7 separate regions of the Homo sapiens genome follow, and regions 1, 2, 3, 4, 5 and 6 are each linked to region 7. Evidence: chromatin loops called from intact Hi-C (ENCODE). Cell type or tissue: endothelial cell of umbilical vein. All regions are shown on one strand.

Region 1 (4,000 bases), 170 kb after region 7:
ACCATATGATTTAGCAATCTCACTTCAGTGTACATATCCAAAGGAAATAAATTTAGCATGTTGAAGACATATCTGGACTTCCATGTTCATGAAAGTATTATTCATAATAACCAAGATATGGGATCAACTTAAGTGTTTGTTAACAGATGAATGCATTAAGAAAATGTGGTAAATATACACAATGGAATACTATTCAGCCATAAAAGAAGAAAATCCTGCCATTTGTCCCAACATGGATAAACCCAGAGGATGTTATCTTAAGTGAAATAAGCCAGACACACACAAAAATATTGCATGATCTCACTTTATTGTGGAATTTAAAAAGTCAAATTCATAGAACCAAAGAAGAATGGTGGTTACCAGTGTTAAAATAGTTAAAATAGTTAGTTGGGAGGTCATTAGGCTAAGGAGGTAAGGCCTTGGGTCTTACCTAATCTTAACCAAACAGAAACTGCCAACAAATCTCTAATTAGGGATTTTCCACTGAAATAAGGCTACTGCTCCACTTTAACCAATCAAGTATTTTCTTTGCCTTACTTTCGTGCTCATCCTATAAACGTCTTCCTTTTGTGCCCCTGCAGGGGAGTCCCCAAACCACCTGTGGTCTGGAGCTGCCTGATTAATGAATTTCTGTCTGCTCAAATAAACTCTTTAAAATTTTAATGCACCTAAGTTTACCTTTTAACACCACGGATAGGGAGTGCAGCAAAGGAAATGGGGAGATGAAAGTAGGATGTACAGCAGGGTAGCTGTAGTTAATAATACTGTATTGTATATTGCTAAGAGAGTAGAACATTGAGTGTTCTACACACACACACACAACTATGTAGAGTGATGGATATGTTAATTAGCTTGACTGTAGTAATCATTTTATTATATATATATATCAAAACATCACATTGCACACTTTAAATGTACACAATTTTTATTAAAAACCAAAACAGTTCTCATTCCTTTTTGTTTCTTTTTCATGTTATTGATTTGTTGATGAAACTTGGTCATTTATCTTGTAGAATGTCCCACAATCTAGATTGGGCTGATTGCTTTTTTGCAGTGTTGCTTAATTTGTTCTTCGGTACCCTATATTTCCTGTACACTGGTAAGAGATCTAGAGGTTTTTTAAAATTCAGGATTAATTTTTCAAAGGCAAGAATGTGTCATCGTTAGTGTTATATATTTCATGTTGCCTCACCTGGGTAGACACATAAAGCATGGTTATCTCACTAATAGTGATAGATCAGTGGGTTTAGATGGTGTCAGCCTCACTGCTCTGTTATGAAATTCCCCATCAACATTTCCCCTAAGGTTTTCAGCATCCACTAATGATTGTTTCCTAAATTAATTATTCCACTAAAGTCACAGATGGAATTATATAATTCCTCCTGCATTTAATAGTGGAAATTTTTCTACAAAGAAATTTCTCCAGAAACAATTCAATTATCCAGAAATACAGTTATACAGACTAGAAAGTTAAAATAAATGTTTTTTTCTATTTACCAATTTTTGAAGTAATGAGCTGAAGCCCTAGCAACCTCTAGTGGAGAACCATGATCTTCTCCTTTCTTTTCTTTTTTTAAAGTATTATTTCGAGCTCATGGATTTTTATATTGCTGTTTTAATCTACTGTTCTATTTTTTTTTGTTGTTGTTGCTAAGAATTTCCAGTCTTCTGGAATGGAAACCTTTCAGGTTGACCTCTGGGTATCTTTTACATAGTCTTCATAGTTTTTTATAGTTTTTTTTTTTTTTTTCTGGCACAAGATGTACCAGGCTCATCTTGTACATTTCCTACTCACCCTTGGAGTCAGTCATCTCTCCAAGGAGCTCTGCCTCTTATATTGAGAAATGGTATTTAGAGACCACAATCTGGGCACTAGGGGTGCTTGTCATCATCAGACTTTTTCAGTGGATAGCACTACAAATAAATATGTTTTAGAGGGAAATATTGTAATTTCATACTCTATTTCCAATTCAAATTTCAAATCACAGAGTTTCTATTTAACCTTACTTCAATATGTAGACCTACTACAATTTATTCAACTAGTCCCCTATTGCATGATTATTTGGTTAATGCCTGTCTCCTGACAGACTCTATGTTCTCTATGATGTCTGCTTTTACTTCCTTCGGTGTCGCTTGTTCTTAACACAATACCTAGAACATAGTGGATGCCCAAACATGTGGGATAAATGGATGCTTGAATGTGTGAAGGTCACTTCTAGCCCTGGAATTCTAGCCTCCCTAGACCCAGCTACAACTCACTAAGTAAACGCACCTTCAAAATCACTGGAATTCCTAAACCTGAGAGTGTACCTCCACCCTCTAAGTAAGAAGAGACCCCCATGAGAGATTCCTGGCCATGTCCCACGCACAGGGAACTCAGGGAGCTGAGGCATGGAAAAGGCAGAAAAAAAGGAGAACTCTAGAGACGGAAGCCATCAAATGGGAAATAGAGAAATTGATCACACCTGCCTCTGGCCCTCCATGTGTGTTTTGCTCAGTTTAACCCAAGACTGTTTTCTTTTGCTTCAAGGAGTGGCGGTGCTACAGGCTTTCCAGGTGCTACGGGCTGCAACAGAGGAGGCCTGTTGCGGTGTTTTTCAGTGCCTTTTGTGGTGGTTTTGATCTTTTGTGCACTCCCTTCTGACACTCACAAGGAAGACTTGTAGAGTGTCTAATTGTTTACAGGACCATGGACCCTCACAGTGATTTCAAGAGTCTGCAAGTGATGTGCTTGAGGTTTCACCTTGATGAAGTGGCTGAGCTGGGACTTGAACAGATGCCCCTGGAATGCTGAGTGTCTTTCCCTCTGATTACCTCCTTCCCCACAAGATTCACTTCAGAGAAACAAGAGGGGCTTGGGCACCACTTTCCTTATGCCCCAATGATTCTTCTTCCCAAGAACTTAGTTGAGATTGCCAGTTGCATTTGCCTTTGTTGTTGTCAGTGTCCTGTGGAAAAAGGTTGGCTGGTTATTCAGAGTGGAACAAAATTTTTTGAGGCCTCCTTTTCCCACTCTTGTTAATGAAGGCTTTTGTACTGCCCTGGGGTACCTCCTTGATGCATATTCTTTGTTGATGTTATTGTTGTTGTTTGTTTGTTTTCCTTTTTAATTTATAAACAATATTTTCTCCAATTCTAGGAGTTATATGTGTGAGAAGATTAGAAGATTGAGAAGATTAGAAAAATGAAGAAAAGCATAAAGAAGAAAAGAAAGCTTGTCTGGTCTCCCACCACCCTGAGTTACAGTGAGGACTTGGTGGGCTGCCTTCTGTATTTTTGCCTCCCGTGCCCTCCAGATCCATGCCCTGTGCTGCTCTGTGCCTGCAGCCTCATCAGCAGGCCCTGTGCCCTCTTGTATGACTGGGTTTGGCTACTTGGAAGGCCTGGCAGAAGGAATGAGAGTAAAGTCAGTGAAATTGTTCCTCTGCCTCCCTCCCTGCAAGGTCACCTTGTTGCAGATCACTGCTCCTCTCGAGACTCAGGAGCCTAATGAGACGCTGTCTCCTGTCGCGCTCTGCTTACTGTCCCTTACCTCCCTCCTTTAGATGTAAGGACGGTAAGTGCCTAGCAACTGCACTATTTGTTGTGCCCCTACCCACCTGCACTTTTGTAACTATTCCCTCCCCAGGTCATCCTATGTTGAGCGTGCCATCTGTTTTCTATTGGGAATCTGATTGATTTACTTCCTGACTCACTAACATTTCAAGGCCTTCCCCCTGAAGTTCCCATTGCCATGAGCTTTCCCGAGGTTTCCAAGCCATGCATGGTATCTAGAATAAATGTGGGGGGCTGAGGAGAGAAGGCCTCTAATTTTCTGAGTCTTGCCTGGTAGCACCCCCAACCTGACCATACACAGAGCGAGGCCCACATCCATGTGTTGTGATATGAGGGATTCCACACCTCCACCCACTCCCAAGAAGCTCCAACTCCTGCTGCTGTTATCCCTTTATTAAAGTCACTCTGTTGATTACCTGAATTATCTCCAGAAGGTCCTCTGCCA
Region 2 (4,000 bases), 110 kb before region 7:
ATTTTTACCATCTTCTTTGAAAGAAACTTTGGACTGGTTGATACATTTTTTAGAAACGGATTCAAGAATAATTTTCTTTCTGCTGGGCACAGTGGCTCACACCTGTAATCCCAACAGTTTGGGAGGCAGAGGTGGGAGGATTACGAGGTCAGGAGTTCAAGACCAGCCTGGCTAACATGTTGAAACCCTGTCTCTACTAAAAATACAAAAATTAGCCAAGCATGGTGGCATGTGCCTGTAATCCAGCTACTAAGGAGGCTGAGGCAGGAGAATCCCTTGAACCCAGGAGGCAGAGGTTGCAGTGAGCCGAGATCATGCCACTGTACCTCAGCCTGGGTGACAGAGTGAGACTCTGTCTCAAAAAAAAAATAAATAAATAATTATTTCTGTCATTTCTCTGATATTTTGTTGAAAAGGCTTTTTCCTCTAAACTACATAAACTAATCTGTTTTTTTTATGAACAGTAACTCTCTTAGCAATGGCAGAAAACTATGCCATTATAGATAGCTACAGTTGCAATCAGCTAGGTACCAATTACATTGCCCATCTGTTTCGTAATTGTTATTTACATTTCTTAGCAGAGATATTTCATGCTTTTCCTTTGCCTTTGATTTATTTGCACTGGTTTTTTTTCACCTGTAGATCACACTTTAGATCCCCAACGCTTTATTTTTATCTATCTATCTATCTATCTATCTATCTATCTATCTATCTATCTACCTACCTACCTACCTACCTATCTACTTATTTTTTGAGGCGGAGTTTTACTTGTCGCCTGGGCTGGAGTGCAGTGGTGCAATCTCAGCTCACTGCAACCTCCGCTTCCTGGGTTCAAGTGATTCTCCTGCCTCAGCATCCCGAGTAGCTGGGATTACAGGTGTCCGCCACCGTGCCGGCTAATTTTTGCATTTTTAGTAGAGACAGGGTTTCACCATGTTGGCTAGGCTCGTCTTGAACTCCTGGCCTCAGGTGATCCACCGCCTTGGCCTCAGCCTCCCAAAATGCTAGGATTATAGGTGTGAGCCACCACACCCAGCCAATCCCCAACACTTTATATAACAAGGTGTTATATAACAAGACTGAAAGCTTCAGTGCAAATGGCAGCCTTATTCAGATTTGCTATACTGTGAAAAAAAAAATCCTCTCTCAGCCTTCAAATCATAAAAATCACCTGATTAGAATGCAGTTTTTAATAGGATAAATGACTGTGAAGTGATGAGACCTCTCTTTGTATGATAGCACTGAGAAATTCAAACAAATCTTAACGGTCAGAGCAGCCAAGGCAGCCTATAAACTTAGGCTGGGCTTGGCCTGAAACCTGTTTGAAACTATTTTATTTGGTTTCTTCAGAGATGTTTTCATAGCCACATGAGTAAATTCGTTTTTTATGTTATGGTGATAGGACAAAGAGAACGATATTAGTCAAAGGGGGAGTGAGCTGTCTTCCTTGTCATATGGCTTAGCTCTGCCCCCTTCTCTTCATTCATGGCTGCTTAAGCTTCTGATGGATCCTGAAGGGAGTAGATAAACTTGCCTTGTGGCTTTGGAGCCATCACATTTGATCTATGGGCCTACTCCCCTCTCCTCATCTATTGGGATGAATGTTAGTAGTGATCTACTTGTGAGACTTGGGTTTCCCAATAAGAAAATAATTAGGTGATCTCTCTCCCCACCCATCACCAAGAAATCAAAATAAATTAGAATCTTCCTTTCAGTATCTGAGAGTATTTAAAGGTGTTTTAAACCACTAGAGGGAGCCCATATTGTTCTGATTTCTGAAACCTGTAATGTTTAACAGCTTGATTTTATTGCCTATAGAAAAGGATCTCTCTAACCAATGACTGGATCACTACATCCATAACTGTAGTGTTCTCCCTTAGTTTGCATTTTTTCTTTTTTCCCAGTTTTTTTATTGTGGTAAAATATACATAATACAAAATTTACTGTCTTGACCATTTTAAGTGTACAATTCAGTGGTATTAAATACATTTATAATGTGCAACCACAGTAATCATCCACCTCTATAATTCTTTTCATCTTGTAAAACAGAAACTCTATACCCATTAAACAATAACTCCCTATTATCCCCTCCACCTAGCTCCTGGAAACAGCCCTTCTACTTTCTGTCTTTATGATTTTGACTATACTAGGTATCTGATATAAGTGGAGTCATATAGTACTTGTCTTTTTGTGACTGGCCTATTTCCCATAATGTCCTCAGGGTTTATCCATGCTGTAGCATGTCAGAATTCCCTTAGTTTTTAAGGCTGAATAATATTCCATTGCACGTACATACTGCATTTTGCTTATCCATTCATCTGTTGGTGAACACTTGTGATGCATCCACTTTTTAGCTGTTGCTTTACTTCATTTGTGTTGTTATAAAAGGAATACCTGAGGCTGGGTAACTTGTTTTTAAAAGAGGTTTATTTGGCTCATGGTTCTGCAGGCTGTACAAGAAGTGTGACACAAGCATCTCCATCTGGTGAGGGCCTCTGGCTGTTTCCACTTGTGGTGCAAGGTGAAGGGGAGCTGGTGTGTAGAGATCACATGGTGAGAGAGGAAGCAGGAGAAGCGGGGAGGTGCCAGGCTCTTTCTGACAACCAGCTCTGGCAGGAACTAATAGAGCGAGAAGTCACTCATTACAGCAAGGATGGCACCAAACCTTTCATGAGGAATCTGCCCCCATGACCCAAACACTGTCCACTAGGCACCATCTCCAATATCAGGGATCAGATTTCAACATGAGGTTTGGGGGAACAAATATACAAACTATAGCAGCTATTGTGAATAATGTTTTATAAACATAGGTATACATGTATCTCTTCAAGATGCTGGTTTCAGTTCTTTTAGATATATACCCAGAAGTGGAATTACTGGATCATATGGTAATTCTATTTTTAATTATTTGAGGAATTTCCATACTGTTTTGCATAGTGGTTGTACCATTTTACATTTCCACCAGCAATGCACAAGGATTCCAATTTCTCCGTATTCTCACCAACACTTGTTATTTTCTGGTTTTGTTTGTTTATAGTAGCCATCCTATGGGTGTGAGGTAAGGAGAAAAGTGGAAAATCACCAAACGGAGACCATCGTTGATACTGGTGTTCTTGTACTCTGTGGCTTAGAATAGGATGTGGGTGAAGTAATTGGAGACAGATCATTTTGATAGCTCCTTGGCTGGGGTCTGTGGCTATCCTCCTCCCCTTCTCCATAATACTCACTGTCATCTTCCACCACATTTCTTTCCACCAATCCCTGGACAGATTTAGTTCCATTCAGCAGAATATCAGTCATGTGTGGACATTATTATGCTGGGCTGTGTGGCAAAGTAGAAAGTGAATAATGAGCTGTCTTTCTTGTCAGGGTAACAATCTTAGTCTTCATTGCATCCAGGTAATGTGTTTTGGCCTCTTTCAACCTCTCTTCCCTTTGCTTTCCTCTGCCTCTCTACTAAGAAGCTTTGACCTCATGATTTCTCAGACCCCCTTCACTGCTTCAGATTCTCTAGATTTTTCATTTTGTGTTTTATTGTCTTTTTAAAGTATTGGGAATTTATAAGATTTTACACTTCCTGCTATAGTTTGGATGTTTGTCCCTCCAAACCTCATGTTGAAATATGATCTGTAATGTTGTGGTGCCTAATGGGCAGTGTTTGGGTCATGCGGGCAGATCCCTCATGAATGGCTTGGTGCCATCCTTGTGCTAACGAATGATTTCCCACTCTGTTAGTTCCTGCTGGAGCTGGTTGTTAAAGAGCCTGGTACCTCCCCTCCCTTTGCTTCCTCTCTTGCCATGTGACTGCATAGCTGGCTCCCCTTCACCTTCCATCATGAGTGGAAGCAGCCTGAGGCTCCCACCAGATGGAGATGCTGGTGCCATGCTTCTTGTACAGCCTGAAAAATCATGAGACAAATAAACCTCTTTTCTTTATAGATTACCCAGCCTCAGGTATTTCTTCATAGCTATACTAATGGACGATGGCATCTTCTGTTTC
Region 3 (4,000 bases), 100 kb after region 7:
TTGTGCACAAAATGAACAATTAAAAACTGATTATACAAATTTAAAAAAAAATTGAAAGGTGGCACTGAAAGTTTCCTGCCTGAAAAGCCTTCAGGATGAGAGTATTATAAAAAGTTAGCACTGTGCACCTGACTTTCTACACTGCTTCAATATGTGACCTTGGAAATGTCATGTAATTTCTCTCATTTCTAGTTCTGTAAAATGGGAATGTCCACCTGTTCTCCTCTCAAGGACAATTACACAGATAATCAGATTAAAAATTTGGTATTTGGTGTTCTTTAAAAAAAGAAACTTGTCTAATTAGTATGCTTTAATCATCACTTGTACAGTACATTCCTCTTCAAGAATCCAATTCCAAGAGAAATATTTAAGCAGACGTTGAGGACAGATTTCCTTAAGGGAATTATTTTATAAATCTGGAAAGCAATGTAACGAGATTATAAATTAACAAACTGATTACATAAGCCTTGACAACCCGGGCTTTAAAGTACACTGCTGTATATATTCTGATAAGTTAAAGACTGGTTTGGGACATAGTGCTCCAATCCCATACAAGGAGCCCAAACTCAGGCATTTCATGTTTGATAGGAACTTGGTGGAGATTCAACAGGATGTCCAACACTTGCAAGCCATGCTTCACCTTAAAACCTGACAAAATGTTTAAGGCATTAAGTCAACTTTACCACGGTTCCTAAGACTTTAAGAATGCACATAATTAAAGGGAAGGGGGGTGGAAAGTAACATGACAGTTTGAAAGGTCCCATATCCTCAGACCTCTATAGATTTAGGAACTCCACTGCTAAATTCTCCCCAAAGCCTGAAACTCCCTATGAAACTACTGGACTGTATGCGATCCAACAGTTACAAATAGCACAGCTCCAAGAACCCCGAAGATAAAAGGCTGCCACTTTCCTGCAACCCAAGTCCAAGTAAAAGGCAGGAAGGTCCCTGTAAAATGGACCAGAAAGAAATCAACAGGCGATGACTATGGAAAAGAACGTAGATTTCCCAGTCTCCCAGTCTGCAAAAATTCTAGCTCTCCCTCGGGAATGGCACTGCTCCTCTTTCCTTACCCCTTTGCCCTTTCTCTACAGACAACATCCCCACTCTATTGTAAAGCAGTTTGACCACGGAACCCTTTTGCTGAGGCCGGATTTCTACAGTCTTCTGAAAGGGGAAAACGCATTCAAAGAACACACACCCTACCAAGCGCCCAGGGCGCGGGGCCCCGCGGGCGCCGCACTCGGCCCGCTCCGGGGCGGGGCGCGGGGATGCGGGCGCCTTCCGAGGTGCCGCAATCCCGCCGCGGCCGCAAGGGCAGGGCCTCCAGGCGACCGCGGCCGCCGCCGCAGTGACGGCTCCCGCCGGGCCCCGCCGCCGCCCCGCCGCCAGGCCGCGCCGCGGGGTCCGGGCCACCGCAGCCCGGGCCCCGCGTCCTCCCGGGCCGCGCGCTGCGGCCGGCGCCGAGAGCGCAACTTACTTTCCGCCTGCGGCGAGCGCCCCGGCCCGGGCGCCCAGCCCGGCAACAGCGGAGGCTACTGAGGCGGCGGAGGCCGGCCCCGCACCCCTGCCTACGGCCGCCGCGCCCCGCCGCGCTCCGCGCTCGCCCCTACCTCAGCCGGCAGGCGAGCGTCCGTCCGCAGCGGCCGCGGCGCCGACAACTCCCTCCCGGCCGCCGAAACCCCGCACCCAGCGCTAATCATAATACCGAGCGGGCTGCCGGCCGCGGGGAGGGGGTGCCGGGTAGCTGCGCCTGCGCGGGCTGCGCGTCACTGTGACGTCAGCGCTGGGGCGGGGCCGCGGGAAGGGCAGGGCGGGGCGGCGCGCACCTGCGGCCGGCGCGCGGGCTGCTGGAGGGCATCCTGGCGGCTTTCTGACCCCGGCGAGTCGGGGCTGAGGCGGCTGGCGGGACAAAGCGGGCAAGGCGCCCAAGGAGGATGGAGGACGGGGGAGGAGGAAGCACCAGGGACACGGAACAATGGCCGGGAAAAAGTAGCGCGAGCTGTCAGGGGAAATCGGAGGGAAGGGACCGCGTCTGTACAGGACTGCGTCTTGGCGGCAGGGGGCAGGGAGCCGCACGCGCTTTACTCTTTGGTTCCCGCCCAGGTTTAAACAAGGATAAAAAAATTGTAAAAATACATATACATACACACATGCACATATGTATATACATATATATACATAATATGATTTTTTTCTCTGTAGTTTCTTCTCCCTGGGACTCTAATTTGAAAAAATTCGGTTGATTTTGTTGTTATTTAAGCAAAATTGGAAAAGCCCAACATCTGAATGCAGTGCTGGCCTTAAAGGTCAGCGGGAGACACAGGCCCTGCTAGGCAGCCTCTGGCAACAGCATAGAAAAGTAAACGGTCGTGGGGACACATCAAAGCACGTGAAGTCAGAGATTCAAAACACGCCGGGCATTAACCATAGCCCTTGATGGTTCAGTGGTATGGTCGCCAGGCCAGGTTGCTCTGGAAGGGAGCTTAGGGATGGCCGCAGAGGGTGGGAGGGGACTCCCGACTCCCACCCCTGGAAGCATGGCATGCAATAGAGACCAGCTCTTCAGGGTTCCTGGAAGGGAACACCAACAAACCAGACGCCAGATTTCTTCAACCTGCTTTTCCCCTTCTGTTCCCACGTTGTGTCCACCCTTCCCCAAGAAAGGACCCCTAGCAAGGAAGGACACAAGCCAGAAGAGCTGCGGAGATGCTGCAGGCTTGGTTGAATTGACTGGACTGCGAAGAGAAATCTAGATGGTTTTAGCAAATCTCTGTTGACCTGCAAATGTCAAAAGCCTTTTAGCTTCTATGCATCAACTTTGCATGTCTGAAGATGATTGGGAAGCAGGAGTGGATTGTTGGGAGGTGCAAACAGTTTGATTCTTAGGGTAATAACATAGGGTTTTCTGATCAAGGGGACTCCCAGTTACCCTAATACCCTTGCATCAGGTGGTGGGAGAGCACCAGGGAAAGCCTCAGATTAGGCCTCTGCGCCTTAGGGTCCCACCTGGGATCACTCTGACCTGAAAAGACCATAAAAGAGTCATCTCATTTTGACATGGAAATCGTAACTGTAGCAGCATATTAAGCAAGAGCTCCTAACTTGGATTTGTAGAATTTGTCCTTTTGTTGCTAGAAATCAGGAAGACCATGCACTTTTCTCCTCAGGGAGATATCACTATTCAGGGAACTCTGTAGCCAACTAAAGGGAGAAAATACCACTGTAATGGTCTCCCAAGGGATTTCCAGTGGTCGAAGGCCTCCACCCCTGGGTCTGTAGTCCCTGAGTTATATCAGTAACTACAGAACAATGACGATAATATATAAGCTCTTGAAAAATAAAGTATTTATATTGCTGCTGTTTAACTAGGTTTTGAATAAATTTTCTAAGGAAAACAAGGCATAAAAGAGCAAAACAAATGAAAAAGGGCAAAATAATAAATTGATTTAAATGAAGTTGGCTGCAATACTCTTCTAGAGAAGGACGCAGTACTGGCCACATGGTAAATCATTTATTCATCCCCAGTATTTCTTGGGTAGCTGAAGTGCTGCTGGCAAGAATATGACCCAGTTTTGGTTCCACACCATAAATGTGGTGACATGATTTGATTATGCTTCGGCAATATTTTAAGATATTCAAGTACAAATTAATAGTATTACTTAAGTTGGAATTTAAGCAAATGTGCTTATAGTTAATGAAGAAACTCCTTTTCCACTCTGCCCTGGGGCTTTCTCCAACACACTGCTTTTTTAATGTTGGGTCTTTTTATGGACCTGTAAGAAGCTTTAATTAGATGTACAGCATTCTACAAAACGACAAGATGAAGCATGCTTGCTTGTATTACAGTCTCTGTGATTCAGATCTCAAAAATAACATAATGCCACCAGTTTAAGGAAGATGTTGTTTATTGGAAGGAAACCAGGGAGGTGCCACAAATTAGATCAAAATGTGAAAATTGAGCAGACTGATGAAAGAATTGTCATTTTCATCTTTGGAA
Region 4 (4,000 bases), 140 kb after region 7:
ATATGTATGTATCACCATTACCCAGGGCAAAGTGAATCTTGACTTGTGTGTTTGAAATTATATCTTTGATGTTTTTGAGCACACATAGTACAGAAAAATGCTAGAGCCACTTTCTATGAACAGAAGGCTCCCATTGCATTTAGGGAGGTGATGGTTTAAAGTGTCAAGATAATTAATACAAGGAGTTATAACCAGGCAAAAGTGTTCCTCAGATATTCATGCAAGTTGCAACATTTTCTTCCTTATTTTTAAGTTGCTTTGATCTGAGGGAAAAAGAGAATGTGAAAAGCGCAGGATAAGAAGTGAGTGCTAGCAGGATCATGGAATCTGGGTAGCAGAGTACTGGCAAAGAGCAGGCCTGGAGGCGCTGTGTGGAGCTCAGGAAAGGGAGTGTTGTGTACTAGAGGGAGGAAAGGGAGGAGTAACTGATGAAGGAGTGTGGGGTGGGAGACTTCCAACAGACAGCCAAAGACTTGGCTGCCATCACACTTTGCTCCTTCAGACTGCCTCTCTCCTGCTCTCATAGAAATATAATTCTTAGCTAAGCACTTGGCTACCCAGAAAAAAAAAAGAGATTACATTTCCCAGCCTCCTCTACAGTTGGGTGTGATCAGATGACTATTTCCGAACCAATGGGATGTGAGTAGAAGTGATGTGTACAACTTCCAGGTTGTTCTCATACCAGATACAGGAGTGCCCTCTCCTTCTCCTTTCCTATCGGAATGTGGCCATGATGGTCATGAGTTATCTTGGACCATTTAGATGAGGGCAATGCCCTAGGCACAGAGGAGAAACAAGATTGAAGGAGTCTGGGTCCCTTCACCATAAAGCCATTATACTTCCCCAAGACTATTTATGTCCAGGTTGTTACCTGAGAGAGAAGCAACTTCCATCTTGTCTGAGTCATTGAAATTGTGAGTCTTCTTACACTATGTCACCTGTGTCTATGAGGTTTCCGTTCTCCATTCATCTGTTTATCTGCTCTGTTGTATGTAATAGAACTTGGTGCTCTGCTTCCCAACATTTTCCTTGGAATATGCCTGGAGACAAGTCTGCTGGTCTTATCCCCGAGGCATCTACAGGGAGTGGCCAAAGGGGAAAAGCAAAGCAATAAACAGTGAGTGGCATGTGTGTCTTTTGGCTCTGGCTCCATAGCATCCACTAGCAAGCTGTTACCACACTTGAACCTCAGACTTCCGCATGCTGGGAGCCAGTCTCCTCAGAGGCTTATAGTCCAAGAATGCCATGAGGCTGCTTGGGGGGGTTCATTGTCATTCTTTCTTGCACACAGCTTGACAGCTTTGAGGCTCAGGACAACATTTTTTGGTCCTGAATGGATGCATCTGTGCTAAGCATCATGGTTCTGCTCCAAGTCCTGTTTCTGCTCATCAGCTGTGTTGTTAATAATGTTGGTTTCTTTTTTTCTTTCTTTCTTTCTTTTTTTGTTTTGATCTCTCAGCAATTCACCCCCAGGACAATTCACTCCAGGACACCTGGTGAGCCCTAAGGAGACCTAGCTCTTAGCATGCTTAGCACTTGTAAAACAAGGACTACTGACTTTCCTTGCCTATTGCACAATTAAATTAACATTCATAAAACTTCCTGAGATGTTCCGGACACAAGCCATTACCTACAACATTTTGCTGTATTCCAGAGGGCCCTTTCTATTGCTAGCTGCTGGAGTTCCATAATTCCTTGCCCTGGTTTGTGCAGAGGGTGGCCAAACAGTGGTCTCTGTACTGTTTCCTCTGGCCTGATTAATTGTTGCCAGACTTGCTGTTCTCAAGGCTAGAAATCATGCCAGCTGAATCGGCTTTGTGTTCAGGACATTTGCCTTAAATGACACCAAATCCATTCTTGACCCTAATTATATAAAATATGCTTCAATAATTTCCCACTTGGTGAATTAAAATAATGCCAGTACTGCTGCTTGAACCTCTCCTCCTCACTATAACTTGATTAAGAAGCATTCAACGATCTTGAAACATGTCATAAATTTCTTCCCATGCTATTATTCTTGGGGTCCCCCAAAGAGCTGCCAGGAGCCAAGCCCAGTGCCAGGACTCTACTGAAAGGGACTGAGATGGATTGTGGGCTGAATTTTAAACTTAGGATATTTCCAGCAACAGACTCTGGGCTTCTTTTTGACGCCCTCCCCACCTTTCATGCACAAACATACACTATTTGGTTACTAATAATTCTTGTTCCTAACTTCTCCCCATATAACTCATTTCCACACATGCATTCTTTAATATCTGACATCTGTCAAAGTTTTGCCAAAAAGCTGCATTGGTGCTCCAGCATCTGAGTGGCCAGGGTTTTTTGTTTTTGACTGCATTCCAGATGGATGCTTCCGGCCTCATTGTTTACCATGAGACACACACAGCTCTTGCTTCCTCTCATTCTTCTTTGGGCACCAGGTTGCTCTGTGCTTCAGTGGCTACGGAAATCTCTCCTCTAAACACATCCTGTCAAACACAAAGACCCAAACCATCCAAAACTAGCAGCCTGACTTGGGGTTGTTATGCTTGTTTCTTACTGCCCAAGTGAATCAGATTTTACACATTCTAGCAGCATGTGTCCTGTTAACCAAGAGGGGAGGACATAATATTCTGTCATTAGGATAAAAATGTCCTGATTGTACTTCACATCTCTGATGGGATGCCACACCATCATACATGTCGAGTTCTTTAAGGTTTTCAAATGAGTGTCTCTAATGCTAGTCCAGTTGCTGAGATGAAAACTGGCTTGACAATGATCCTCCTTGATCAACACATTTGTTCCAGCTCTATTGCCAAAGCCTCATATTCATTTATCTTCTCTGCATAAGGCCAAGAGGTTCAACCTTCCCCTTTATCTCACTCTGGGATGAGGCTTGGGCAGCCAGTGAAGGGTATCTCCCCAGGAAGGTTTTGTTTCTTTGCTTCTTAAAAAGCACCAGAGGGTCTCTTCATCCAGGGAAGACTCAGGAACCCCTAAACTCGTCATTACACTCCAAGTACAGAAAGGGGCAAGAAATTTCTCTCTTTCAACAGGGTTCTTTTTATAGACTTCTACAGTGATGTGTCCTCTCCAAGTGAATTGGATTGGTCCTGGGTTTCAGACTAAATATCCATCATAAAATTTGCCTAGCCGTCCACCAGTTTACCCATAGCACACTGCACGTGCTCTCTAGGTAACCACGGCCAGAACCTCAGCTGCTGCCGCCTGGGGGTCATTCTCCACTGGGTCTCTTCTGAATAAATAGTGTTATCCCCCTGAGACCCACATCTTCCTGTTGCTCCCTCACAATGAATCCTCAATTCAGCATACAAATGTTGAATGCATACTCTATGCCAGATGAAGCAGGCAGAAAGTTCTTAACAATGTTTTAGTCTTGCATCTCTGAAAATTCCAGGACAGCTCTGGACTCCCTTTGTAGAAAAATACATGTGCTATACATATATATTCTTTTAGGCAATCTCCTGAGGCCAGCCCAACAACTCTAGGTTAACCCTCTGAATGCAAAGAAACTGCATAAGACTTAGACACATGTAGGGCTGAGATGTAGCTCTGTTGTTTACCAACAGTAGGACCTTGGAGAAATCCCCTCCAACTCTCTGAATCTCAGTTGCTTCAACTATAAAAAGGGACTCTGGTAGTACTTGCCTTAGCCTCCTGGCATTTAGTGAGGTTTTAGTGAGAGAATGGATCTAAAGGCAGATGATTGTTATTACACCTGAGCACTTACCACACATGTGAATTGACCAGGATTTCAAAATCTCACCTCTTGGAAAGGAGGGAGGTGAAGATTTGTGATTGCCTATGTTCTGCAGATGAAAATTCCAAGGTGGACTAAATGACAGGCTTTGACAAATTGAATCTAAATCTTATTATAACGCAGGGACAAGAAGGTGACCAAATATTAGGAACTATGGAGGTTTGCAGATCTAGTTCAGCCTCTGATTCCACCTTAGAGAGCTCCTCATCTGCCAACGTGCTGAAGACCTATTAATAGCTT
Region 5 (4,000 bases), 110 kb before region 7:
CAAGTATCGTTTGATAAATACTTGCCGAGTTTATTTTCACTCTGCATTTGCCTGTGCCATTGTTAGAAATTTGAAGACACGTGAAAAACAAGGACAAACAGGGACAAACTGCCCCTCTCTCTAGTGGTTTCTCTACATGAGCCCTGGAACTGTGGTGGAGAAGGCTCAATGTAATCCCCAGGTTTTGGTGTGATTTTTAGCTTCTTCCTCAGTACTCACCACCACCTCAGGTAGTCGGGTCTGGGGACTTACCCCCAGTGCCCAAGCACCACAGCCTCAAGACTGTCGCATTGCAGAACCATTTGACAATGAACGATCATATATGTGTGTTTACCTTATATGCATATAGCAAGGATTAAATTATTTTATAGCACTGAGTACAAGAAATGTTATATCTTATTTTTCTGATTTTTATTCCCCTCTTACCCTACCTGCTGAAAAGGACAGTCCCATTCATATTTTGACTGCTCTTTGCTTCTCCCTGGGGATGCGCAAGAATAAGAGGGAGGATTATATTTTTTGAAAAACAAAGGACAGCATCAGTAAATCTCAGCTATAGTAAGCTGCATAGTCCAGACTACAAAGTAGAGGGAAGGGAATGGCTGGGTTTCCTCTGTGCTAAGCTTTGGACTTGGGATCTTTTAGGCAGGCTTTGAAAGCCACGGGAGGTGGTGTTTATTCCCTACTCTTCCCTCCATATGCCATCCCATCAGAGTTTCTGTTACTTTCTAGGACATGCTGGGGGCAGGTCTCTCCTATTGACACAATTGGTAGGTAACACTGCCATCAGGGATTGTCCTCCCAGGTTAGGTCACATCTGCCCTACTACACAGTTCTTCCCTCAATCAGCTGGATTTTGCAGGGGTGGAGGGCAGTTGGCTTGCCCGCTGAGTACCACCCATCTTCTGGGGAGGCATTAGAAATATCCAAGGTCAGAACAGCCAGTGGCTTCCCAAGAAGTGGGCAGGAAAACTCCCACTGTCTCCTTGCTGTACCTGCCAACAGCCAGTCAGTGGCCAAACCAAGCATCAAGTCTTATCCTGCTGCACATACACACTTTGTAGTGCAGAACAAGGCTTCAGTGATTCATACTTTTTAAAGAAATACATGAACAGAAAATTTGATGCTACTTACATCCTTTTAAAATAATTACCAGATTAATGCTTGATTCACAGCTGAGAATTTATTCTGATAGGAACACAGTATATGAGTCATTCCATATAAGAAGTACAGAGATGATGCAACAAAATTACAATTAAGCATCACCATTAAGATACATGCATGAGTTCCACTCTCAGGTCTTTTAAGTCCATGTTTAGAGTAGCTCAATTTGTACTGGCTTTTCCTTTCATATATCACAGCAAAAACAGTATCAAAAATATTGTATTTGAGGTGAATTAATAGAAATACAGAATAAAAATCTTTATTTCATAGAAATATGTAAATATATATCACAGAAATATACAAATCCCCCTCCATGCTGCTTCCCTCCCCCATGCAAACCACAGGCATAGGAAGGTTCTGTAGGAGGGCAGAGGGCATCTGGGAGGTGGTAGGGGCCCCTCCCTTCCCTCACTCCAGGGACTTAGGCTCCTCAGGATGTCTGTCTTAGGAACAGCTTCCCAAAGATTCAGTAGGGTGGATTCATTAACTAGCCTTAGATCCACCCTGCTGAGGGAACACAAGCCTGAAAGAGAGTTCCTTTCTCTACTTTTCTGGGACTGGAGTTTTCTGCAATCAGGAAAAACAGAGCAGAAAGTGTGTGCTGCTTGCCAGAGGTTGAAACTCTGAAGACAGTTCTCCCAAAGAAAGAGGAGGCAAAAGAAACATGTAAGGAGACAGGGTTATGTGACTAGGGGATACTTTTCTTTGTTTTGTAAACTATTAAAGTTTTCTATCTTTTCTCCTTAATTACAAAAGCATTACTCGCTTATTACAACCAGATAAAGATTATAGAGATTTCCTTCTGTGCACACGCTGACTTTTGTATGCTAGGTAAGTTTGCATGTGCCTCCTGTGGAGTAAGGAAGTAGGAATTACTCACACATTTACCCTCCAGTAGGTTTATTGTCTGCACTTAATTCAAAATCACAAAAATCTTTCGAAATGTGACAGAATAAGAAAAAGTGCTCACATATGTACTCTTCATCCCATCTACCAAAGAAAATTCTGCAATTGCTAACCCAGTCCCATCCCCTATCCCCATACTGCCAAGTAGGGTTGTTCTTTGTCTTTAAGGATGCAGTATATGAATATAGGAAATTCCATAGCTGGGGGAGGACATGGCCTAAATCACTGTGCATCATCAGGAACAGGAAGGAGCTTACATCACTGTACATCTTGAGGAACCAGGAAGGAGAAAGGGAGAAGAGAACAAAAATCAGAGGAGGATTTGAATTTTGGTTTGGACTTGGTTTAGTTGGGTGCTGTGGTTCAGGGGTGGGGGACAAAGGATAAGCTTCAGAGTGGTGAAGTGTGGAGAAAACTGGTGGGAAGAAAGGGGGAGACATGGTAAGTACCATGCAAAAAGTAAATAAAGAATAGAATAACCAGCTTGGGCAACATGACGAAACCTTGTCTCTGCCCCTGCTCCCCCACCCCCAAAAAATATATATATGTAAATTAGCAGGGTATTGTGGTGTGCCCCTGTAGTGCCAAGTAGTCGGGAGGCTGAGGTAGGAGGATTGCTTGAGCTTGGAAGATGGAGGTTGCAGAGAGCCAAGATCGTGCCACTGTGCTCAAGCCTGGGTGACAGAGCAAGAACCCGCCTCAAAAAAAAGAATAGAATTGTTCTTAAATTAGGTTTTGGTTTCTGATCTGTGCTTCTGAAATTTGACACTCCTTAGGAATAGACCACTAGGGTACCATGTTTGTCATGGCTACAATGGGGTTGCATATGTCAATATATACAGGTAAATAAATATATACCTTGCTCTTTGTAATGGCTACAGAATATTCCACATGGTCCAGCTTTTCTCCTGTCAGTAGGCATTCTGATTGTTTTCCGATATTTTGAGTTACCACCAGTGTAACTTTTCTATACACATACCCTTTTTCAATAGAGTATATATTCCTGAAAGCAGGATTGCTGGATCAAAGAGTAGGCACTACTTTTAATAGGTACAGTGAGATCATTTTCCCAAAAGTGTCCTGGTAACTTATTTATGAGAGCTCCATTTTCATATACCTTACTGTCTACTTGCTCTTAAAAATATTTTTCCTGGCCAGACGTGGTGGCTCATGCCTGTAATCCCAGCACTTTGGGAGGCCAAGGTGGTCAGATCATGAGGTCAGGAGATCGAGACCATCCTGGCTAACATGGTGAAACCCCGTCTCTACTAAAAATACAAAAAAAGTTAGCTAGGTGTGGTGGCAGGCACCTGTAGTCCCAGCTACTCGGGAGGCTGAGGCAGGAGAATGGTGTGAACCCAGGAGCAGAGGTTGCAGTGAGCCGAGATTGCGCCACTGCTCTCCAGCCTGGGGGACAGAGTGAGACTCCATCTCAAAAAAAAAAAATTTTTTTTTCACAAATTGGATAGGCAAAATGTTGTCTGAGGTGGCATTAGGTTCAATTTCCTGACCAGCATTGAGAAAGAATACTTTCTTATTATGTTCAATGGCCACTTGCCATGCCTCATCTGTGAAGCTGCCTACACATGACTTAAGCTCATTTTTCTTTTGAGTGTGGTTTATCTTCTTCTTGTGAATTTGCAGGAATTTTGTATTTTAAGTATATTAACTCTTTGGTCACATGTTACAAATATTTTCTTCTATCTGTTGTTTAGTATTTTTTGTCTCTGGCATATATCACATACATACTTTTTTCCATTTTTTATATAACCCAAGTGTATATTTTTCTTTGTTTCTCCTGGTGTCTTGTCTTGCTTAAGACTTCCAAATAATCCTCAAAATTTCTTGGTGGAGTTTTGAATTTTGTTTGCTATGTGTCTTATTTACATTTAGATGTTGAATTAATTTTGAAATTATTTTTGTTTTTTTA
Region 6 (4,000 bases), 88 kb before region 7:
TTTCCCTCCCTCCTTTCCTTCCTTTCAAAAAGCTCTCTTCAGGGCAGATGTACCAATCACATTTCATTAGAGGTCTTTACTTCTCTGGTTCTTTTTTATTGTTGAGTACTGTGAATTTGGTAATTTTTCATAGATTATTGAACTTTAGATTGACCAACTTCTGAATTAATAAATATATCAAAGTTTAATATTTATTTTTTATTTCTAACTTCACCTACTTGAAAAAGAAAGCAACAACAATGTTTAAAATGTAAATAGGATAATTAGGTATAGAAACTTTCAGAGAACATCTGGGATAACAGGGACTGTGTGTTTTTACCACATGAGACATGATACAGCTTTTATACAATTAGGCCTTAATGCTTGCTCTTATATTTTCATGTTAGCACGAGTGAAAAGGAAAAGGTAGTGCCTCTTTTCTGTTATTAAACAAAAGGATCAGGGAACCTTGATTAACACAATAATCTATGCACGAGTGAAAAGGAAAAGGTAGTGCCTCTTTTCTGTTATTAAACAAAAGGATCAGGGAACCTTGATTAACACAATAATCTATGTCCTCAAGGATAGTTTTAGAAAACCATTCAGATGGTTCACTATAGTTTCTAAAGTGCCCTAACTTGTGGAGGCATTTCTGTAGGGGGCTATAATATTATAAAACAGGTACTTGGGTTTGCTTTTAGATGCTCTAACCTTAAAATGGAGACAATTTGGAAGTCTAAGGATATATCAGACTTTTTAAAAACTATTTGACTTCTCAAGCTTTTGCCAAATGTTTGATCACAGTCAATTTATTATTGAATTATCTGCTACATATGTATGGTGTGAATAATCTGTGTTTGAAAATGAGAAAAATTGTACTGTGTCAAATATGAATACTACATAGGAGTGAGAGCTAAGCATTAATGTAAATTAATTACTTGTGCCAAAGACTTCTCCCCACTAGGAGGACAGCCTGTGTTAGCACAAGCATAAACCATCAGAGTAGACAGAGCCACTATTTTTCTGATTGTGATGATGTTGGAATTTCTCACTCACACATAGTCACTACAGTGAAATGAAAAAAGCATGGGTCCTGGAGTCAGACAGCTAAGATCCTGGCTTCAGATCTCACTAGCTAGGGGAAGTTACTTTCCAGACCTTAATTTCTTAATCTATAAAATGGGTGGTTAAAGTCCCTACTTTAAAGGGTTTGTTAGGATTGGGCTTTTCATTTATAAAACACATAGCACAGTGGTGAGGTCATAATAGATGGCTGCTGTTTTTTAGGTTGCTGATTTCAGAATTATCATTTTGCATAGAAGAGGCAACTTTGACAAGGACATTTTAAGGCATCTGTTCTGACTAACCCCAACTTCCATCTCCAGAACCTCACTCCATGTGGCTTGTATAGACAGCTCACTAACTCTGTGACCTTGGCCAGGATACGTAACCTCTCTGATCCTCAGTTTCCTTATCTGTCAAATGGGAATAAATGTAGTTTCTGCCTCATAGGGCTGTTGTGAGCATTAAATGAGTAAATATATGAAAAGCACTTAGAATAGGGCCTGGCACAAGGTAAGCATTGTGGTAAAGTGTGAACTGAAAAAACAGAGACTACTTCCTTAGAGATGGGCCATTGGGAAATCACTTCTCAACATTCCTCCCTCACTCCCTATGTGTGCCTCTGGTGTGCAGGTTGGCGGGCCCCTGCCAAAGTCAAAGAGGTCTGTCCAATTGTAAGTGATAATGGCTCTTTTTTCTGCCCGTAATGAGCAACAGGCACCTTCTATGTTAAGATTATGCCTTGCCCAAACAGGAAGGCCACGTCACCTTCGCGTCTTCCTGTGTGCTATTGTGTGTGAACACACCCAAGGTCGACTGACAGTATAGGGGATGTTAGAACATTTAAGATGAGGGGTAATTTGTCATCAGGCTATTCCCTCCTGCTCTGAGCTTACCACAAGTACAGTATTATGGTCCAGGATCCAAGGAAGCATTACGAGTTTTAGATCTGTGCTCAGATTGTTCCGTTTGATTTGCAAATGACTTTTATGCAATGACATTTTGATTTAGCACTTAAAATATAACACGTCAGCTGTTATTAACAATTATCTTAATAAAATGAAATGGAAGGTAATAGATGGAGTACGTCTTGCTTCATTTTCTGTCCATACCACTTAGGACAGTCCCTAGCATATGGTAGATGCTCAGTAAATGTTTGTTTGAGTAAGTAATTTATAAATTATTTTCATATTCATTAATAAAAAGGGAGAGGTGGTACATCTTTTTTGTGCATCTGCCTAAGTTTTATCCACTACAATACCTTTGATATTATTCTAGCTTTTCTTAACAGTTACAATAATACTGTATCTTCTCAACATCATATCATCTCAATATGCTGATCAGTTTTAATTTGAGGGATAATGAAAGATTTCTCTATTTGTAAACCAGTAGATAAATAACAGGGCTTGTCTCTAGGGAGAATACTGAAAGATGGTAGAGGGGTGCAGAGCAGGAATGGATGGAAGATCTTTTCTGTATATTCTTTGTCTTTATTTTTTAAAACTATGTATACACATTACTTTCTCAAATAAAAGAAATTTTACCCATGGTAAAAGAAAAAAAAACTCTTGTATCTGCCCACTGTGGAGATCTGCCTGCATTGAATAGTACAGGGAAATTACTTATTGATCGGCAAATTGCTTATTGATTGGCAAGGTTTGCTATGTTTTCTTTCTTCTTTCAAAATACATGCTATGGTCATGCATGAATTCGGGGATAGTCTTCATTTTCTTTGAGCAGTTACTCTTAGGCTATCTCATTATTTTAATGTTTATTAGTGGTATAGCTTGCTCATACTAAGTTCCACAAAGTGATCTAACTCAAGATTTCTTGGGAAGATGGTGAAGTAAGGGAAAAAACCGATAAAAACTACAAAGAAAAAGGAAAGTAAGGAGAAAACTCCATAAACCAAGAAAAGGAAAAGGAGAAAACAGGGAGCTGGCAGGGAAGTGGTGTCCGTTGCATTCTACAGGTGTTGAGAAGTTTTTATCTGATATAACATGAAGGACAGACCAACTTCAGGAAGACACCAAGAACCAGCCAATGTCTTCCCTTCCTGAGACAATTGGTGGGATGACATGAGAAATGAATTTAACAAATGCTAGTAGACCACTACAGACCCCACTAATTGGAGATCAAAAGCAGGCCTAGAAGAGGTAGAGACTCTTTCTACCTTAGGATTCAGTAACATTCACAGAATGGGTACATGGATATCACCAAGATAAACTGAAAACTTGGGGGCAACCTTCAGGTCTACCAACAATTATTTTTTGGAATTTTCTTCTGTTCCCCTTTGGTTTTTATTTAGACATGATTAAATACATGATAATTTTAGGGGGAAAGTAGATAAGCTAACAGAAAAAAATACTGTAAAACCCAGAAAAAAATACTGTAAAACTAGTTAACATTATAAAATGACAATATGAGCAAACAGTGTATCAAAATATATGATTCTGAAGTAAATCACATAGAATAAATATGAGATAATGGCCATGGACATTTTTGAAGAAAATAAAGCCACAATAACTGAAAAATTATGATAATGGCACCAGAATAAATAGATAAATAGAACAGATCATAAATTCCATGAACTGTCAAAAGTATAGATACATACAAATTTGTAGGCCAGGTGTGGTGGTTCACACCTGTAATCCCAGCACTTTGGGAGGCTGAAGTGGGCAGATCACTCGAGGTCAGGAGTTCAAGACCAGCCTGGCCAACATGGTGAAACCCCATCTCTACTAAAAAATAAAAAAAACTTTGCCAGGTGTGGTAGCACATGCCTGTAATCCCGGCTGCTCCGGAGGCTGATGCAGGAGACTGTCCTGAACCCAGGAGGCAGAGGTTGCAGTGAGCCAAGGTTGCGCCATTGCACTCCAGCCTAGGCAACACAGCAAGACTTCATCTCAAAAACAAAACAAAACAAAAACAAAGAACCCCCCCCACAAATTTGTGATAG
Region 7 (4,000 bases):
TCCAACTCATGGAAATAATTTTTGTTTCATGAACAAAAGAATTCATGCATTCATCCTTATATGTTTTTTTCCTCAGAATAGTCAGTTGCAGCTTTATTGTTCTGCAGTAATACTTTAGAACTTCCCGTCTGTTTTTGATATTTTCTGAATTTTATCATTTTGATACAGTTTGAGAAGTTTGATAAACTAGGAAACTGATTATCACTTCACCTTTCAAAATCATTTAGGGAACATTCTCCTGTAGTCCTTGTTTTAGAAATATACGCTGACATGAGTGGTTGTAAAAGGGCATAATGTCTGCAGCTTACCCTCAGATAGTTCAGAAAACATGCTGCAGAGAGAGTGATCAAGCAAATGGGGTGAATGTCAGCCATTGGTAAATCTGAGTGAGGGTATTCAGGACTCCTTTTTACTATGCTTATAATTTTTTCTGTAAGATAATGTCAAAGTTAAAATTTTGAAAAAGAAATTCTTATACTCCTCCCCAGACCTACTAAATGAGAATTGCAAGTGGGACCTGAGAAACTTATTTTTATCCTTAGATCCGTTCTGATTACTGATCAGCAAGGTTAGGAACACACTGCGTGAGAATACACTCATTCTACTCATAAAGTTGTCTTCATAGAGCATCTGAAATTGCTAGTTGCACTTTTGAGTCTAATTTTGAAGCCAAGGGCAGAAGAGACCCCTCAAAGATCTGTTTGTGGTTACTGTACATAAGTCCTCCCCATAAGTCTTCTGGCTCACCCCCAATTTTGTGCCACATCTCAGATATGGGGAGACCAACAAACAGGGCCATGTCAGCTCCCACACTGGGTCCTCTGCTCATGGGGTGCAGCCCAGTGGGACCACAGAATGGAGCACCTGTGGCGGGCTAAGGAGGCTTCATAGAAGATGTGGCACATGAACTGTGCCTTCAAAGAGTGATAGGAATGCATGGGTTTGTGCAAAGCCACAGAACTCTCAAATGGGAGGACCCTGAAACAAAAAACCTGCTACTGTTCAGTGTACTGGGCACAGAGGTTGGGAGTGAGAGCCAAGAGAGGCATCTGTGATTTTCCCAGAGCTGCCTGCACAGCCTGTGCAGTGGCTCTGCACTAAGGTTCCCAGCCAGAAGGGCAGTGGGGAAGGAGGAGGGGAGGGAGCTGTAGAGAAGTGGGAGAGGAGACCCAGAGGTGGTGGGCTCAACGTCCAGTCCAGGTGTGTCAGTTTGGTGGCTGGAAGTTTGGGTGTCTCCCACACTCTCCCAGGGACTGCACATTCCTCAGCACATTTTAAATACCATAGGTGGGGTTCGTGTGAGACCCTACTTCCCTAAGAATGAAGAACTTTCCCTGGATGCCAGGACTTTAAAAACTGTTGGCAGAGTTCCTTTCTTGCGTATGACTGTTGGTGATGCACATTTGTACCTGATGAAGGTTTTGTTTGGAAAGAGTTGTCCTCTCATTGAGTCAAGGCCTTTAGGCTCTGACTCAACCCGCTGTTTTGTTTTGTTTTGTTTTGTTCCATTTCCGTCTAGTACGTGCTTTCCTCTGTGGTCAGCCATCACTTCCTCCCAGCCCGGAACACGCATAGGAGTGACTGGCTTTTCCGAGGGCACTGAGGAAGTCTTGATACTGATACCAGTTCCTTTTTGAAAATAAGAATGGTAGTTTTTATCCTTGAGCTTATTTTGTTAAGTCATTGTGGATGTCTTTATCTTCCTTTCCATTGGTTTTCATGCCCTTTTAATCAGGTTTACATAAGTAAGAGCATTTATCCATGTGCTTTGCTACATACTTATCTGGAATGCTTGGTTCAAAGGGCAATAAAATAAACACAACCCAATACAGTTGCATGGTTATTTATTTGGTGCAAGCTTGTTTGTTTGACTTCTCTGAAATGACTTACGGAAATATTGGTTTGCTTTCTTCTCCTAGATCCATCCAAGTTAACTGTGAATCAGCTGTGGGCTTTGCTAGGTAACACAGAATCACCCACTGAAAGCTGACCATGAGCTCCTAAAACATTTATTTCATGTCCTTTTAACAAAATGACTTGGAGGTCTTTCAGGGTAGCAGGATAAAATCATCTATATTTTATAACTTTTACCAAGGGATTTCCTGTTAGCAAACAGCTTATCTCTTGTGCTCTCTGCTGTTCTTGGCTTCATATAAGAAAGCACTAGTAATGTTAGATGAAGGACTAAATATTTGAAGGCATATTTACTTCAACACCTGTTGGGTGGATCAGCTCATGTTTCTGAAAAGCAAAGCAAGGAGGTAGAGTTCTAACACTCTAGATTTCACAACTTTTGTTCATTTGTCTGCAGCCATATGGTTTAAGCAGGATCATGCTAGCTAACAGTTTAACCTAATCTGTGACTGTGATCTCCCTTCCAAAGAGTACCAGTAACATGGGCTAGATGCCATCTTTATAGAACTTTCCAGTTTCTGAAAAGGTTTGTGTGATGGGAACAGAGAAAGAAGCCATTGCTGCTCTCAGTATATAGTACAGCTGCAACTTTAGACTTAGAAGCAGTGAGGAATTGGCATGAAGATAGTATTTGGGACTAGCTTCTTTCCATAGTGATTTTGTGAAATGTGTTTTACTACTTCTCTTAGTATTTTGCATACTCTTCTGAATGTGCTGTGTAGAATGAACCATAACATTTTAGGTTCTAGCCTTTATCCTCTTTGTGAATTCAGAAACATTAGTTTTTTTCAGTAACATATCTAAGTTTGGTAATATTGGTCTTACCTAAAGAACCAAAAACATCTTCCAAGTTCACCCATGTACTTAAAGTTTTTCTTAGTTTTCTCAGAGCCTAGGAAAAATCAGAACTTTTTAATATCCATTAGGTGATCAAAGTGTGAGCCTATGATATTGCATAGAGAGTAAGAAACTAGCTGCAGTTATATTTCCATTATCTTGGTAAGAAAACAAAAGAGCCTTCGGAATGTGGTCAGGAACACAGGGATAAGGGCATGCATTCACACATGCCATCTCCCAGGGCCACAGCCTGTCACCCTGGGAGCGCCGCTCTTCATAGCCAGCTGGGGTGTGTGCATAATGCTGGCTGCCAACAGGGACCGAGTTCATGGTTGATTCCAGTGAAACTCTATAATCACTGCAGTTCTCAAAACCCTATCTCAGCCCACCAATGCCGACACACACACCACAGGCCAGCTCTCTCCTGAAGCACTTGCACACTCAGGAGGAACCTGGTGTGGTTTGACAAGGCTGTACACAGGGGTTGTTAGTCACAAATGCCCCAATTTCTGCATCCAGGCCCTGTGTTCTGATCACACCAGGGTCTTTCATTTCTTTGCTCTCAAAAACCTAGAGTGCACATGTTTGTGAAAAAGTAATTTACTTTTCACAGATAAAGCCTTCCTGCATGTATTTCTTTTTGTGTGCCATTATAACCTATTCCTCTAAGAAAGGTGAATATCCAATTTAGGATTGTCAGGAAAAAAAGAAATTGGAAAAACACAGACATGTCGCCTTAGTATATGTAAACCAAGTCTCAGATCTCCACAGGAAGCCTCTCCCTGGGGGTACAAGCCCAGCACAGGGTGGACCACAGGACTTAGCCACTCGGGGACTTCTGCTAGGGCAGGTGCACCAAACCATCAGAGGAAAGGGGCTGTCCTGCCACCTGTGAACTCCCTCAGCAGAGGAGCTCCCCCACAGAAGGGGCAGTGCCTAGTACCAGCCACTTGGAAGTGAGCCGTTGACACCTCTGTTGATCCTGAAATGGCTTCCACTGAGAACCACAGTGTTTATGGTGTTCAGTGATGCCTCACATAGCCCCAGAAGCTGCCGTCTCTCTTCACAGACCTTTCTTTAGAATATCTGGGGAAAAATGGAAAGGGGATCTCATGTCTACTCCTCACTTAGCCCCAGCTATAGACTGCTCCCAGCTGCGTGTAGGGCCTCTGCCACAAACCATGATCTAGAAATCTCAGCCATCACCTCCACCTGACAGTGCTCTCCCTCCTGCCCTCCTCAAGCTCTC

What was found. Peaks named below come from ENCODE experiments on the same cell type or tissue, not always from the same donor. Only the 100,000 strongest peaks of a DNase experiment are listed, where the experiment ranks them.
Region 1: it touches region 7 in a loop (8-fold over the local background); 21 of 110 quality-filtered maps call a loop at or near these places.
Region 2: a loop joins it to region 7, with 7 times the contacts of the local background. A loop is called at or near these places in 24 of 110 quality-filtered maps.
Region 3: it touches region 7 in a loop (9-fold over the local background); 20 of 110 quality-filtered maps call a loop at or near these places.
Region 4: a loop joins it to region 7, with 13 times the contacts of the local background. A loop is called at or near these places in 2 of 110 quality-filtered maps.
Region 5: it touches region 7 in a loop (7-fold over the local background); 24 of 110 quality-filtered maps call a loop at or near these places.
Region 6: it touches region 7 in a loop (7-fold over the local background); 12 of 110 quality-filtered maps call a loop at or near these places.

What each region holds. Positions count from the first base shown.
Region 1 is chr3:43,221,393-43,225,392 of GRCh38, reverse strand. No RefSeq gene overlaps it. Among named protein-coding and RNA genes, the nearest start is that of SNRK, 63 kb to the left of the region's middle. In endothelial cell of umbilical vein, a CTCF peak has its summit at 1,539 (motif pointing left); a DNase peak (open chromatin) is centred at 1,532; H3K27ac peaks cover 295 bases.
Region 2 is chr3:43,501,020-43,505,019 of GRCh38, reverse strand. All of the region lies in intron 11 of ANO10 (anoctamin 10), which reads left to right. Among named protein-coding and RNA genes, the nearest start is that of ANO10, 120 kb to the left of the region's middle. In endothelial cell of umbilical vein, a CTCF peak has its summit at 1,753 (motif pointing right); a DNase peak (open chromatin) is centred at 1,739; H3K27ac peaks cover 475 bases.
Region 3 is chr3:43,284,289-43,288,288 of GRCh38, reverse strand. SNRK (SNF related kinase) reads right to left here and starts at 1,749. Exons shown (of 7, transcript NM_017719.5): 1 at 1,614-1,749. RefSeq lists silencers at 1,215-1,264, 1,505-1,904 and an enhancer at 1,509-2,009. In endothelial cell of umbilical vein, a CTCF peak has its summit at 2,008; a DNase peak (open chromatin) is centred at 1,898; H3K4me3 peaks cover 1,804 bases; H3K27ac peaks cover 3,084 bases.
Region 4 is chr3:43,245,559-43,249,558 of GRCh38, reverse strand. No RefSeq gene overlaps it. Among named protein-coding and RNA genes, the nearest start is that of SNRK, 39 kb to the left of the region's middle. In endothelial cell of umbilical vein, no CTCF peak of the experiment used is centred here; DNase peaks (open chromatin) are centred at 1,128, 1,798 and 2,428; H3K27ac peaks cover 3,684 bases.
Region 5 is chr3:43,495,223-43,499,222 of GRCh38, reverse strand. All of the region lies in intron 11 of ANO10 (anoctamin 10), which reads left to right. Among named protein-coding and RNA genes, the nearest start is that of ANO10, 120 kb to the left of the region's middle. In endothelial cell of umbilical vein, no CTCF peak of the experiment used is centred here; DNase peaks (open chromatin) are centred at 1,122 and 2,082; H3K27ac peaks cover 2,916 bases.
Region 6 is chr3:43,475,566-43,479,565 of GRCh38, reverse strand. The region is part of intron 11 of ANO10 (anoctamin 10); the gene reads left to right. Among named protein-coding and RNA genes, the nearest start is that of SNRK-AS1, 130 kb to the right of the region's middle. RefSeq lists an enhancer at 247-819. In endothelial cell of umbilical vein, no CTCF peak of the experiment used is centred here; a DNase peak (open chromatin) is centred at 1,825; H3K27ac peaks cover 2,091 bases.
Region 7 is chr3:43,387,414-43,391,413 of GRCh38, reverse strand. All of the region lies in intron 12 of ANO10 (anoctamin 10), which reads left to right. Among named protein-coding and RNA genes, the nearest start is that of SNRK-AS1, 37 kb to the right of the region's middle. In endothelial cell of umbilical vein, no CTCF peak of the experiment used is centred here; a DNase peak (open chromatin) is centred at 1,533; H3K27ac peaks cover 4,000 bases.